Linked DNA regions of Mus musculus: region 2 is linked to region 1. The links are chromatin loops, found by intact Hi-C in ENCODE. Cell type or tissue: heart. All regions are shown on one strand. Each heading gives the region's core, and the rest is flanking DNA. Links, peaks and the distances in the headings are about the cores only.

Region 1 (7,716 bases), core at 1,144-6,143:
TTTTCTGAGACAGGGTTTCTCTGTGTAGCCCTGGCTGTCCTGGAACTCACTCTGTAGACCAGGCTGGCCTGGAACTCAGAAATCCACCCGCCTCTGTCTCCCAAGTGCCGGGATTAAAGGCGTGAGCCATGAAATCTCTGAGAAAGATGGCTCACTGGGGCTGTGTGGACCATCTCCCACCAGCAACAGACACTGTTTCCGACTGTATCTCTCTCACTGTGTATGAGCCAATGCTGGGAGCCCCTCTTGAACCCTGACCTCGCCCTTCTTCTCTTTTCTTGGCCTCTACCCTCCTTTGAGCATCCTGATCCTGGAGCACTGGGCTCTTGGGAATTTCTAAGTTGGGATGATTAGGCTCACATGACCCAAACCCAGCTAAAGCCAGACATGGCCCCTGCTGTAATGGAACCTTTGTGTGACCTTGAGCACATGCCCTGCCCCCAACTTCCTACTGCACTTGTGGGTCCTGACTTCCTTCCAGAATCCCTGTGTGCTTCTGCCAGGCAGATCTGCCCTCGGCTGCCTGCAGTCTCAGCGATTTCCACTCTCAGAGCTGGCTCCTCAGGTCAGCCTGGGCCTCATAGCAGAAAGGTCTGGGGCTGTCCTCAGCACAGCCTGTTTGTGCTGAAGTCTGTCACGTGGTAAAGGGGATGAGGAGGATGTGGAGTCAGAGGGACGCCTGAAGGAGGTGGGGCCATCATGAGTCCCTGTAAGGCATCCTCCCTCTTCCTCTAGGAAGATGTTGCCTGTGACAGAGCTCTAGGCCCCCCAGCAGCAGAGGGTCCGAAGCTGCAGGGAGGAGGAGGGGAGCTTAGTTTCTGGCTAGAGGAAAGCAGGCTGTATACCTGTATATTGGGAGCAGAATCTAGGGGACTTATTTCTTAATATAGGGAACATCAGAGAACAACTAAGATGCTGAGGCCAGGGCTCAAAGCACCAAGATGTATTCCATCTGTCCACAGGGACTGTGGTGAAGTGGGCACCCAGGGTCTTTCCCACCCATCCCTCTCAGGGCTGCAGGAAGTATCCACTTGAGATGTCTTCCTGCCTTGACAGCCTTCACCACTAGGGGTCAGCATTGCACAAGGCAGCTGCCCTGCTCTGGGTGGCTATATGCTGAAGCAGGAGTTTGCAAACCATCAGGTCAGTGCAGCACACAAATGCAGCACTAGCTGTTTCCCTGTTCCCCTTACACCCTCCCCAGAGCCCTACAGGGCATATGCAGGGATGGAGGCGCCAGAGGTCAAGGTCTGTAAGTGCACTGTTAGCTAACGCTGGCACCCTGCTGGAGAACATATCCCATTACTAAAGAGTCACACAAGGGAGGGGGACTAAGAGAGACCGCGTGCGTGCGTGCGTGCGTGCGTGCGTGCGTGCGTGCGTGCGTGCGTGTGTGTGTGTGTGTGACACACACTGGGTCCAGGGGGGCTTTCAAAGGCTTTCTATCTTTGTGTGTTCTGGCTATACCTAACTATGTCATGAGAAACATGAGTGTATATACACAAATAGGTAGATACTGTTATTTGTAACCCCGGACTCTGAGATGTTAACATTCCTAGATATTTTACCAAAATAATATGATTATTTTGGACCACAATATGCCTTCCCATTGCCCCACATTTTCGAAGTCTGTAGGGACATGTGGCCAAGTGAGGCCTCCCAGAAAGCCAGTGCTCCTGGGCTTCAGGAGGTCCCCAACTCAGGAGTGTCACACAGCCCACTGCTCTCCCCTTAGCCTCCTTCTCCCTCAGGGGCTCTGAGTGCTCCAGGCTGCTCCTCCACAGCCAGTGCCCAGTGCGGGCTCACCATGGCGAGCTCCGCCTCCAGCTCCTTCATGCGGTTGTCCTTGAGGTCCAGCTGGGAGCGCAGGGCCGCAGCATGGTCTGTGGCTTCCTTGGCCTGCCGTCGAAGCTCCCACTTCTCTCGCTCCAGCAGGTCCTTCTCCTTGGCCAGTGCTTTGACTGCGTCTTCACTCTCCTGTGGTGGGGATGAGAGGGGGGGATGGGTTGTAAAGTGGTGGTGGTGGTGGGGGGGAAGGGCTCATCTGGGTGGGCAGGGGAATGGGGAATCCCAAACACAAGGCTGAAAGCCCTGGTGTGAGGTGGGAAAGCTATGGGGTGGTCACCTTGGACACCCCCAGAGACCACTTTCTCGATGAGAGAGCATGGCAAATGCTTGCCTCTATTCAGAAAACGGGGGCAGGGTGAAATATATATGATTCTTTTCAAGGACAGAACAACCTCATGTGGAGAAGGCACAGTAGGGTCTGAAAAGGGTTGGAGTGAAGGAGACTCTGTCATTTAATTAATTAATTAATTAACTAATTAATTAATGTATGTATGTATGTATGTATGTATGTATGTATGTATCTATCTATCTATCTATCTATCTATCTATCTATCTATCTGGTTGATTGCTTTGAGGTGTTCTGTTTTGTGTTTTGAATCAGGGTCCCTACAGAGCCCAGGCTCGCCCCCAACTCTTTATGTAGCCAAGGATAATCTTAAACTTCTGGTTCTCTTGCCTGCAATTCCCAAGTGCTGGCCCGGTTTCTGCTGTGGTGCTGGGGACAAAGCCCAGGGCCTCCCACCCGCTAGGCAATCACTCTGCCAACTCCGAATGCCCAGCTCCTGCCCGAGGAACTGTGTCAAAGCTAAACAGGTACAGGAAGACACCTGAAGCGGTGACCGCCTGGGCTACCACAGGAGCCTGCTGCCACCCTACAAGGCGACACTCAGTCTCATGAGGAAGAAACTCCTCCTGCCACCAGCCAAGGCCTCTCTCCGTTTCCTGTACGAACCATGGCTGCCAGGGGTGGTGCCAGCCAGGTGTAGGGCAGACCCTGACCTCTGAACAGGGGTGGTATTGAAACTGCTGTCTTCTCAAGAGGATGGTCCTTGGGGGTACTCAGCCCATCCCACCAAACCACCACATCTAAACCAGATCCAAGGTCTCTACCAGCAAGGCCAGGAGGCCAAGGGGTACCAGCTTTTCTCCGTGAATGTGGCTTCCAGCATGTACAACAGTGTCGAATGTTCTAGAGAGAGTCCTGGCTCTGCAAATACCTGCAGGTCAGCATGGCCTCAGTTTCCCCATCTGTCCTGCATGCATTTTGAGATAGCCTTGTGACCTGGGGCTTTGCCAGCAAGCTCCTCACTCCCTAGGATCCCTCTTTATACCTCCTCTTCCAAGAAGCCTTCCTGGAACACCGGCTTAGGGTGACAGCCTAGCGCTCTCTCCAGCCAGTCCTTGCTCACACCTGACGCTCACCCCACCAACAGAAACGAGAGGCAGACACAGCCAGATAATGCTGTGCTTGCTGAGGCTATGCTGAAGAAACAGACCTGGAGAGGAGCTGGGCAGCCCTGGGAGCTGGCTGGTGACCCTGAGGTAGGAGGAAGACTCACTAAGACCCTTTCAATCCTTGTTATCGCTGAGGTTTCGCCTGTTCTGCTGGTTGCGAGCAGCCTTGGGCTGTACACTAGGTGAAAAAGGTCTGTGGGTATTTCAGTGTCTCCACGACACTGTTCCCAGGCAGAGGCCAACAGGCTCAGCAGTAGCAGTCACCAAGAGTCCTGGGCAGTGCTGCAGGCTCTGCATGCATGACTCTTACTTGAACTTCGCACCCACCCATGAGGTGGAGACTCCAATTATTCCTGTTTTACAGAGAGGTAAACTGAGGCCCAGAGGATAAGCACCCTCAGCCCACTGCTGATCATGGAGGAATCAAAGACAGAACTATGGAATTCCTTCCCCGGGGATCAGAATTTGATAGGGCCTAGGGACAAGTGCCTGAAACTCACAAGGGCAGGATAAGGCTACAAGGCTAGATCATTATGGCCTTGCAGGCCAGGTCAGGGGTCTGAGATGGGCAGTGACGAGAGGCTGCAGGAGACTGGGTGTGGTGGGGTGGTGACGACAGAGTATCTCAGACTCAGTACCAGGATTATCTCGAATCCAGCTTGGAGCTGGCTGCCTGGCCTGCTATGAGGACATCTCCAGCTGGGTTTGTGGACAGTCCCCAGCTGCACTCAGGGGACAGGGCATGTGTCTTTGGCACAGTTTTCTGCGATGTCGGAACTCTGAGAATTTTCTGGACAGGCCAAGTCTTATCTTTGCCAGCAGCTCTGAGTCCCTGCTGTCCCCACCTGCTCCAGCTGAGGCCTGGGGAGGTTCCAGAAAAAGCCAGTGGGCCATGGCAGGTTGAGAGCCTGCAGCCCAGTGACTGGGGAACCAGCGAGGAGTTCTAGTAATGCTACTCACTTCCTTAAAACATAAAATGCAAATGATGTGTTGGTAACCAGACACAAGTCGTGAGAGGCTGGATAAAACCAGGGCTGGGGTTTTGGTTCCTGCACGGTGTCAGTAAATATGTGGGTAGAACGCCTGCCCAGGTCACATAAGGGGCATCCCAAGTTCTTTCTAATTGGTGTTGATCAGCCACCAGCCTCTTGAGCATCTTAGTCTTGCTGTCTGCAAAGTGGGCCTGGGTGACACAAGCCATTCAGACGCTACACCCCTGGCTTGCCTGAATGCATGCATGCCACAGCAACAGTGCGGGGGGGGGGGGGGGGGGACATACAGAGTACGCAGATGACACCTGTACTGCTGCTTAGAGCCATTTGACCTCAGGAAGGAAGAGTTCTGCATGCCAGGGATGTGTCAGAGAGTCACCTGCAGTGAGCACGTGAGGATAGTGTCAATTCCAATCTAGCCTCGGCCAACTGGCCTCTAACTGCAGCTCAGAGGTGGCCTCCTTGACTGGGCCCATCGCACTGTCTGCCACCACTGCTACTGAAGACCCACTGGGCCCTCCTGTCCCCAAAACTGCAGGCTGAACTGTTAGGTTTGAGTCAGGAATACCACTCACAGGCTTACATTCTGCCTGCTTGTGCCCTGGCTGGTGGCACTCTTTGGGGAGCGTGAAGCCTTCAGGAAGTGGGGCCTGGCTGGCAGAAGTAGGTGGAGTACTAGAGGTAAAAGCCTCTGAGGTTTTTAAGGCTGCTGTCGCTCCAGCCATTGCTCTCTGAATCCGTTACATTTTCCTCCAGCCTTTGTGCTCTGCTCCCTGGTTGGTCACGTGAGCACCTCTGCTGCATACTCACACGGCTACTAACTTCCCTCCATGACGGTCTGAAACCATGAGCCCAAATAAACCCTTCTTCCCTCAAATTGTCAGGCACTGTAGACCCAGTGACACACAGGGAAGATGCACATGGAAGAACACTTCTACTTCAGGTCCATGTACACAACTCAATGGCAGCCCTGCCCACATGGCATATGGAGGACAGAGGTCAACTCATAGAAGCCACTTCTTCCCTCCCATCATGCGACTCCCAGGAATTAAACTCAGGTTATCAGGCTTAGCAGCAAGCTTCTTTACTCACTGTGCTATCTCGTTGACCCATTTTTTTTCTGACCTGCACAACAGTGGGCGAAACACCTTCTCAATAGTCGCTCGTGAGCAATGGACTCTAACTGGGGCAGGAGTTCACCCTGCATACTCCATACAGAGTCTCACTGACCAAATCCATCACGTAATTAGAAACTCCTTCTCTTTCGCAGAGCCCAGGGTGGTGAATCTCAACTGTCAACTCAACAGGAAATGGGTCTCTAGGGGGCTCTGTGAGGGAGTTTCTAGATGGGGTTCACTGAGGTGGAAAGGCCCACCCTGAATGTGGGTGGCGCCATCCTATGGGCTAGAGGTCCAAACTGAATAAGGAGACCGTGAGTGAAGCATCCATCTCTCTCTGCTTCCTGACTGCAGATGAGATGTGGCCCACCACCTCCCATCTCTTCCACCACTACGGACTGGACCATATCTTCCAACTCTGATCCAAAACAAACCCCTTCCCCATGAAATTGCTGTAATCAGGTGTTTTATCATGAGAAAAGTAACTAACAGAGAGCCCAAGTCTTGAGGCACCTCCTCCGTGAAGCCCTCGGAGAGCCCTCTCTGTAGACAGACCGCCCTGCTGTCTCTCGATGCTCCTGGCTAACTCTGCCCACTTCCATAATGTGGTTATTGATGAGACTCCTAGTATCTTGGTCCTCACAACAGCTCTACACCTTCCACAGAAGGGGAAACTGAGGCTCTAGGGTGAGTGAGAGATCCAAGGGTCTGCCCAGAGGAAAAAGGATCTGAAACAGCTAGATTCCTGAGTCCACGATGTCCACCTAGGGACACAGGGCCCAAGCAGGAGCTGGGCTGGATTTCTTGGATTGCTCAGATGAGATGAAGACACCAGAGCGCCAAGGGAGCTCTGGGATTCAAGGCAGAGACTACGCTTGGCTAAGAGCCTTGAGATGAGATTGTGAGCGGAGAAGAGATTGTGTTTGTCTGAGAGGGGAGGGCAGGAGAAAGGGATAGGAGAGGGACGGGGGTGAGAGGGGAGAGCAGGGGTCCAGGGAGACACCGACCTTGCGGTGCTGCTCATAGTTGCGGATGAAGTCTCGCAACTGCTCCTCGCGGCTCTCCAGCGTGGCGTACAGCTGCTGCATCTGGCTCACCAGGTCAGTCTTCTCGCCCTTTAAGCGCTTCCGGTCAGCTTTCATGGCTGCGGACAGGACAGAGGATTAATTAGCCCCCGATACTCAAGCCATTCCTCTGGGTGTCTTCTGTCTAGATGAGAAATGGTGTCTGCCCAATACAGTGTCTCTCCTGGATCCCCACACCACTGTGGTGTCCCAGGCTTGCTATGTGAATGGCTCCCTTTTCATCTCTCTGATTTGGCTATCAACAATGGAAGCCCTGCTGGGCTAGAAGGCTAGCATCGGAGGGGGACTCATACTCAGAACCCTGTATCTGAAATGAGCCCCAAGGTCAACCCACTGAGCCCACAGAACAGCTCAGTACCCTCCAAGACTCACTCATAAGTCCCACTTGATTATTAGCATGTAGGGCTCAACGACATGCAAGATAAGACACAGACGATCTGGACCACACAGGATAAACTGGACTCCGTCAAATTAAAAACTCTGCTTCACAGGGAGACATGGAGAGCAAGAAAAGACAGCTCGCAGAAGGGAGAAAATACCTGCGAGTCCCTTATCCAATAAGAGACATCTAGAATATAAAAATAAGTCAGAGGCCAGCAGGACAGCTCAGCTGGTAAAAATGCCCAGAGTCAAGTCTGACAATCTGAGTTCGATCACCAAGAACCCATATATAGAAAGAAGAGCCTACTTCTATTAGCTGTCCTCTGACCTTCATAGTTATCCTGTGATATAAACGTGGTGTTCATACACACACACACACACACACACACACACACTCAATTAAATTCAATAAAAAAAAACTTTAAAAATAAATTCTCATAACCCAACAAAACAAAGACAACTGTTGGGGCTAGAGAGATGGCTCAGTGGTTAAGATCACCTGCTGCTCTCGGAGAGGACCGGAGTTCATTTCTCAGTACCCACCAGGCAGCTCACAACTGCCTGCAATTCCAGCTGCAGGTGGGGGCATCTGAGGCCACGCCACCGCTACACACAGAGAGCCTCAGGGAACCCGGCACAGTGGGGACTCCAGGGCTGGTCGGCATTCAGAATTCCAGCTTTGAGCCTCCCAGTGAACCCAGCTGACTCTGTCTTCTCAGCAGCCAGCTTGGCTGCACGGCAGCTGAGATCATCAGGGCTGGGTTTCTAGGCCTACTGAGCTGAAAGCTTGCAGGGTGGAGCTGAGGACACAGCCAGGCCAGCTCTCCAACATGGCGC
Region 2 (7,085 bases), core at 470-5,469, 720 kb after region 1:
CAAAGGAATGGAGAATGGGAAGGAAGAGCCACAAGCATTCTGTTTGGGAAAAAATGCATTGTGGGAGGAGGATGGGAAGATTGCTCTGTTGGCGAAGAGCTTGTCATACAAGCACAGGGATGTGAGTTTGAGCCCCAGGATCCATATAAAAAAGCCGGTGTGGTGTCGTCATATACTCATAACCCGTTCATTTAGGTGGACACAGGAGAAGCTGTGGTAATCAGTGGTCAGATAGCCTAATCAGAGGGCTTCAAGCCATGAGAGATGCTTAAGCAGATATGGGGTCTATGACTCAGTTGGTACAGTGCTTGCTCAATGTGTTTGAAGCCCTGGATTCCATCCCTGGCACCACATAAACTCAGTGTGGTGCTGTGCACCTGTGAGCCCAGCACGTGAGAGGTGGAGGCAGGAGGATCAAGATTTCAAGATCAGTTTCAGCTGTGTACAGAGAGTTGGTGGCCAGCCAGGAAATCAGGAGACTCTGTCTCAAGATACAACAAAATTCATCTTGGAAAAATAAGGTGGATGGCACCCGAGGAATGACACCCAAGACTGGCCTCTGGCCTACACACACACACACACACACACACACACACACACACACACACACATGTGCATGCATGTCACACACACACACCCAAACACATATACATACATACGTACACACACACACACACATACATTCACTCTCACACATATATGCAAAAGGAAACCCTAAGAGGCCTCAGCACCTCTAATTAATTTATTTCTCGTGTTTATAAAGATTAAACATGGGCTGGAGAGATGGCTCAGCGGTTAAGAGCACCAACTGCTCTTCCAAAGGTCGTGAGTTCAAATCCCAGCAACCATATGGTGGCTCACAACCATCCATAATGAAATCTGATGCCCTCTTCTGAGGTGTCTGAAGACAGCTACAGTATACTTACATATAATAAATAAATAAATAAATAAATAAATAAATCTTTTTTTAAAAAAAAGATTAAACAGCATTTTGTAAGTGTCTAGCTCCTGGTAGGCAGTCAGATCTGTTGACTTGAAGCTAAACCTTGGGTTTCCACCCTGGTCTGGGAAACTGCAGAGGAGAATGTGGCTATCTGGTGGTCATCCTCTCAAGCTATGCTTCCCGTGGTGACCTCATCTCATAGGGACCTGGCTCTATGTCCCCTGATCCCTGGGGTCAGGTTCTAAAATGGTAGAAAAGTGGACAGTATAATTCCAATGCCAACGTTATAAATTGAACCTCTCTGCAGACAGCAGAGAGCCCAACACTGAAAAATTATGTGTGCCCACCATCTGGCTAGTGGGACCTGGGCTCATCCATTGCTCCTTGGTTCTGAGTGTTTCCCAGGTGACAACAACTTTTTAGAGGGTATACAAATGCTAGAGCCCCGATAGGCAGGGATGTAGGTGGGTGTTGGTCATTTAGGGAAGTTGGTTGCAGCTTGTTAAGTCTCTGCGCTTCAGAGAAAGAAGGAAAAGAAATTAAGGTTCGGGGATTTTCCTAATTCCTCTCTCCCCTCTATCTGTGTGCCTTTCCTCTCTAGAGTTAGAGGGTGAGACCTGGGGCTACTGAGCCTCCCCGACATAACTGCAGTCGTATAGACTGCACCATGCTCTGTCCCCACTCATATACTGAAGTCCTCTGCCCATCCCTAAAGGTGCTGGATTTTGGGTCTGTAGCTTTAGGAAGGTGATTGGGGGGGGGGGGATACATGAAGCCCTGAGGACTGAGGCTTCTCAGGATGGGATTAGTGACTTAATATAAGGGAGGGAAGAAGGAAAGGGGGAGGGAGAAAGAGAGAGAGAGACTTGATGTACAGTATCCCATACTTTTCCCATTACTGGGACCAAATGCCTGATAAGAGGCTACTTGAGGTTCGTTTGGCTCACGGTTTGAGAGTACAGTCCATCGTAGAGGAACGTGAGGCAGCCATCACATCACACCCACAGTCAGGAAGCAGAGAGAAATGGATGCTGGTGCTCAGCTCATTCCCTTTCTTTTATTTCACTCCAGGTCCCCTGCCCATGAAATAGTGCTTCTGCACTCAGGGTGGGTCTTCCTTCCTCCCTCGGCTAAACCTGTCTGGGAATGACCTCAGAAGCATACCCTACCCAGAAGTTCATTTCCATGGTGATTCTAGATCTGTGATATATGTTGATAGTCAAGATTAGCCCTCGTATGTACAAAAAAGGGGAGAGGGTCACCACCATTGGCTTGGACTCTCAGCCTCCAAAACGATGAGCAGTGAATACCTATGATCTGAGCTGCCCTGTCTGTATATTTTGCTATACTAAACCAGAGGCATCACAGAGGGATCCAGGGGGACCAGCTAAAGATGAGAAGAGTGGAATTTATATGTGACCAACCTAGATTCAAGGCTCAGAGCCAAGGAAGCATTTCTGCCTCTCTGGTTCATGGTCATCGTCAAAGAAACAGGGTAGGGTGTAAAACTGGGGAAAAAAAAAAGCTGCAGTATGTTTGCCTGTAGCTCATGAGAGTGAAGATAGAGAGCACCTGACATTTTCCAGCCTGTAGTAAACTCTGGATAAATGTTAGATCAAAAAAGATGCTGATTCTGGGTCTAGCTCAACAGTCATCACTTTGAGGAAGCGGGGCTCTGTAAGTTCTCATTAATCCACTTTGCAGTCTGAGGTTTGCACAGAGCCCACCCTGGGGACGTGTTCCTGCAGTGGATGCTAGAGCAGAGAGTGCAGATGCTGGAGGCAGAGAGGAGGGAAGGGGAAGGAAGGAGAGGCCCCAGGAGTCACAAGACAGTGATACCAGGAGCTGGGCAGAGAGTACTGGTAAACCATCTGGACAAATGGGATATGAAGGGTTCCAGAGAGCTCTGGGCAGGAGGGGAGGGAGTGGTTTTAGATGCCTGACTATGTCCTGCTCAAGCTAGGAAACTTCTATGCCAGGACCTGCTCCTGCAGGATAAAAGACAACCATAGAGGGGGGAGGGGGAGCCAAGCCCTGCAGAAGCAAGCTGAGCTTCCTATTTGACACCTGCTAAGCAGATGAGACAGGGTAAATCCAGTCACCCTGTGTGATGTCCCATGTTACAGGCCATCTGCTGCATAGGCTTCTCGGGGTCGGGCACCAGATCTTCCCAGGGTCAGGGCTGAGGCTTTAACAGCCAGACCAGGCTGGGGCACTGAGGTTCAAAGAGAAAGAAGCCCCAATTTGTGCTTCCAGTTCTTCCTGGTTGGGGCAGGCACCACACTGAGGATAGGCTGAGTGGTAAGGGAAGAGTGCCCCCTTCTGGCCATCTACCACACTTCATGGTGTTCTTGGGGCAGACACTGGACAATATCCCTTAAACCCAGATGTCCAAGCTCTCTTGCCCTTGCCGACAGACATCCCAAGGCCTTTGCTCTATGGTTATTAAATTCTCTACCCTGAAAGCCCATCCATTAGCAATTCTATTAAAATTCCCCTATAGTCCTTATGAAATCACAAGGGACACCAAGGTCAGGAAAGGATAGTGTTCTCCCAAGGTCACAGCTCTGGAGGGAAAAAAAAAAAAAAAGCCTGACATTGCTGTTAAGAAGGGCCAGGCCCCTCTGATATATCTGTTAGCAATAGTAGATCAGAAAATGCAGGTGCGGGGGGGGGGGGGGGCTATAGGGGACTTTCGGGATAGCATTTGAAATGTAAATGAAGAAAATACCTAATAAAAAATTGGGGAAAAAGATGTAAATAACCAATAAAAAATAAAAGAAAATGCAGTGAGGGGTGGAGTGGGGGTGGGGGTGGGGAGGAAGACAAGCCTTGGAAGAGAGCAAAGGCTGGGGTACTTAAGGGCACACAATAGATTAAGCAGACATTGTCAGCAAAATGACTCCTCTCTTTCTGCTGCATCCAGATGCCTTTGTCTTCATCCTAGCCCTTCATTGCCTAGCTGTGCAATTCTGGGAAAGCGACTCAACCTCTCTGGGTGTCAACTTCCTAATCTATAATATGGGTAATCTGTTTAAATAGCAAGGTTTTTGTTTTTTTTTTTTTTCTGCACAGAGAGCCTAATAGATCAGACCCTAATATCAGCCTCATGCATCATGTCTAGCTGAGCTGTTTCTACAGTGCTGGGATGAGCCTCTCAATGTTCAGACAGAACTTGAAGGTTCTGCCACCTGTTACCCTTGAGCTGTGTGTCACCAGGTAGACAGGGTGCAGTCGGGAAACAGCTGAGTTACACTGCTGGGAGCCTCAGCTACCCACAAGCAGGGATCTCATGGCTAGGCACCAGAAGAAAAGTAGATCAGGGAGAACCGGGGAGAACGGGGCTGAAGAGATGGCTTAGTGGTTACGGGCATTTGCTGCTCTTCCAGGGGATCCAAGTTTAGTTCCCTGCTCACAGTAGGCTGCTTACAGCTGCCCGTAAAGCCAGACCCAGTGGATCCGATGCTATCTTCTGGCCCCTGTGGGCACCTGCACATATATGGCATACACATGGCATGAGAAAGGGGAGAGGGAGAGAGAGAGGGAGAGGGAGAGGGAGAGGGAGAGGGAGAGAGAGAGAGAGAGAGAGAGAGAGAGAGAGAGAGAGAGAGAGAGGTCGGGTTCAGCAGGTAAAGGGTCTTGCCACCAAACCTGACAACCTGAGTTTTGTCTCTAGTACCCACATATGGAAGAAGAGACCCAACTCATACAATCCGTCCTCTGACCTCTACACACACTCCCCCTCCCCCCCCAACATACACACACTAAATAAATAAATGCCATTAAGAGATGTAAGAAATATGACAACACAGACTTGAGGACAGAGAGCAGTATGCCGAAGGACAAGAAGAGAACCCAGCGTGGCACCATCATGGGGGAGGAGCCCAGCCCCGTCCTGCAGACAGCCACCTCCACTCCCACGGGGCAGTCACACACGATCTGCTTCTAACCCTCAGATCAAAGAAGATGGTGGTTCCACTTAAGCTAAGCTCGATGTCTTCCTCAATCCACCCTAAGTCCCTTCATTGCTTATACAAGTTATTGAAAGGAAGAGAGAGAGAAAAAAAAACTAAAGTCAATAATGTGTTTTAAAATCCTGGCACCATCGCAAAGTGCATCTTGCTCCATCCTTGGTGAACAGCCTGCAGAGGCGGAGTTGCTGTGGTTTTTCTGAGCTTCAGCCCACTGAGCAGGCTTTGCAATTGTGTGCCTCTCAGATTCATAGCTGGAAGGGTGATATTGCAGCCTCGGGGACCTGTGGGACTTATGCTTAGGTAGGCTACACAGCAGTGACTTTGTCTACACACCTGCCATCTCCTTCCTATCTGTGGGCTTATGAAAAGCTCCAGCAACCAGAGTCTTCTATCTGGTGAGCCACACCCTCACGCTCAGCATCTGTTACAGAGCTAATAAGCGGATGCAAGGTACCATAAATGTTGCACGGATAGAGTGGGAACCACTGCCTGGCTTCTCCTCAGCACAGAGAGAGAGCTTAGGGTTCTCTGTGACAGATTTATCACAAATGAGTTGAAAGACCCAGCTGACCACTGGAGGACATGGTAGTGCCATCTGTAGCAGACTTGGCAGTAGCCACCAAGAAACAAGAGATGCCTGACCTTGGGGTGTGGGTGTGGTAGAGATAATTGTCTTGGAATGGGGTGGGGAAGGGGAGTAGAAAGCCAAGATGGCTTTAAAGATCCAGGGACATAGTTCAAAGTGAAAACTTTCTCTAGGGAGTGACTTCTGGAAGGGAAATGGTGTGTTGTCTTAGACACGTTGGCACAGTTTCCAGCCATCAAACCTGGGGATGTGGTGGAGGAGGACTCTGCATTCCTAGTGTGGCTTTTGTCCCAGCCCCCTCTTCAGCTGATATTGGTACTGAGTGAATGACCCGTTATAAGAAGTTTTGTGTATTCCAGGTGTGTGCCAGACTGTGGACTGAGAAAGGCAGAGAGACGAAGCCAAGGCTTTTAAAAGACTCAGCGAAACAGGTGGATACCACCAAGCATCGGGCCTCAATTTCCAACATTGCATCTATGATTAGGAGAGTTAGAGTCATGACCCTCTCAGCAAATGTCCACTCCTAAAAATCTAGATCCCACGTGTTGGAATTGAGATGGGTGACCTACAGTAGTAACTAAAAATGAGCCAGAGACAAGGAATCCAGACAGACTCCCGTGGCTGTCACTGTCTCTGATACCATAGTCATGTGGTAGCTAACGGGGTCAATTTGACACAATCTAGAACCCTGGAATCAAGTTGGCCTGTGATCCTGTCTGCCGGAGACAGTCTTATGTTCATTGAGGTGGGAAGACCTGCCCACTGTGGGCAGCACCATTTCTTAGGCAGAGAGTTTTGGACTGTATGAGGAAGAGCTAAGCATCCACAAGCGTGCATGCTTTCATTGCTCTCTGCTCTTGGCTGTAGACATAATGTGACAAGTTCTTGCCTTGACTTCCCCACAGTGATGGACTGTGGCCCAAAATCGTGAGCCAGCTAAAACTCTTTCTCTCTCTGGTTGCTTTCGTCATGGTAGTTTTTCATAACACTGGAAACAAAACTGAAGCAAGAACATCAACACACACTCTGAATTAGGAATGTATCTTTAGTGAGGGAATCAGGATGGTGATAAATAGTTAAGGCTAATTCCTGACTTGAGAAGAGAACAGAAAGAATGCCACCTTGGCATGCCTGGAGGAGAGCGAGCTTTGCAGTAAGATGAGAACGTTGGGTCAGATGTCTACAGAGCCTCTGAGCTTGGAGGGTGTCAGACTTGGAAGGATTCCACCAGAGGTTATAATATAGGCAATGGGCCAGGGAGCTGGGTACTGGAGTCCAGAGTTGCCCAGATCTACCTGCTCTGAGGGCAGAGGCAGGGCTGGCAATGATCCCAGGGTCTCTTTCACTGTGGAGCCAGGGAACTATGAGACAGGGGGAGCTAGCCTGGGGCAAGAGTGGGGTCAAAGCATATCCAAACCCCAGAAATCTTGTCCTGGAAGCTGCAGGAGTAACACCACTCTCTCCCTGTGCCCCCACCTTTCCCAACACAGGAGGTCACATAGCCAGTAGCCAGGTTAAACTTCCTCTCCCCTTATAAGGTCATGCCAAGCACCACCTGGACTTCCTCTTTATGCAAATGAGG

What was found. Peaks named below come from ENCODE experiments on the same cell type or tissue, not always from the same donor. Only the 100,000 strongest peaks of a DNase experiment are listed, where the experiment ranks them.
Region 2: a loop joins it to region 1, with 27 times the contacts of the local background. A loop is called at or near these places in 13 of 42 quality-filtered maps.

Annotation. Positions count from the first base shown.
Region 1 is chr4:142,152,624-142,160,339 of GRCm38, forward strand. Kazn (kazrin, periplakin interacting protein) reads right to left here. Exons shown (of 18, transcript NM_144531.3): 6 at 6,421-6,557; 7 at 1,807-1,977. Among named protein-coding and RNA genes, the nearest start is that of Gm35581, 29 kb to the left of the region's middle. In heart, for the core only: no CTCF peak of the experiment used is centred there; a DNase peak (open chromatin) is centred at 4,068; H3K27ac peaks cover 490 bases.
Region 2 is chr4:142,877,413-142,884,497 of GRCm38, forward strand. No RefSeq gene overlaps it. Among named protein-coding and RNA genes, the nearest start is that of Gm42341, 230 kb to the left of the region's middle. In heart, for the core only: a CTCF peak has its summit at 3,262 (motif pointing left); a DNase peak (open chromatin) is centred at 3,159.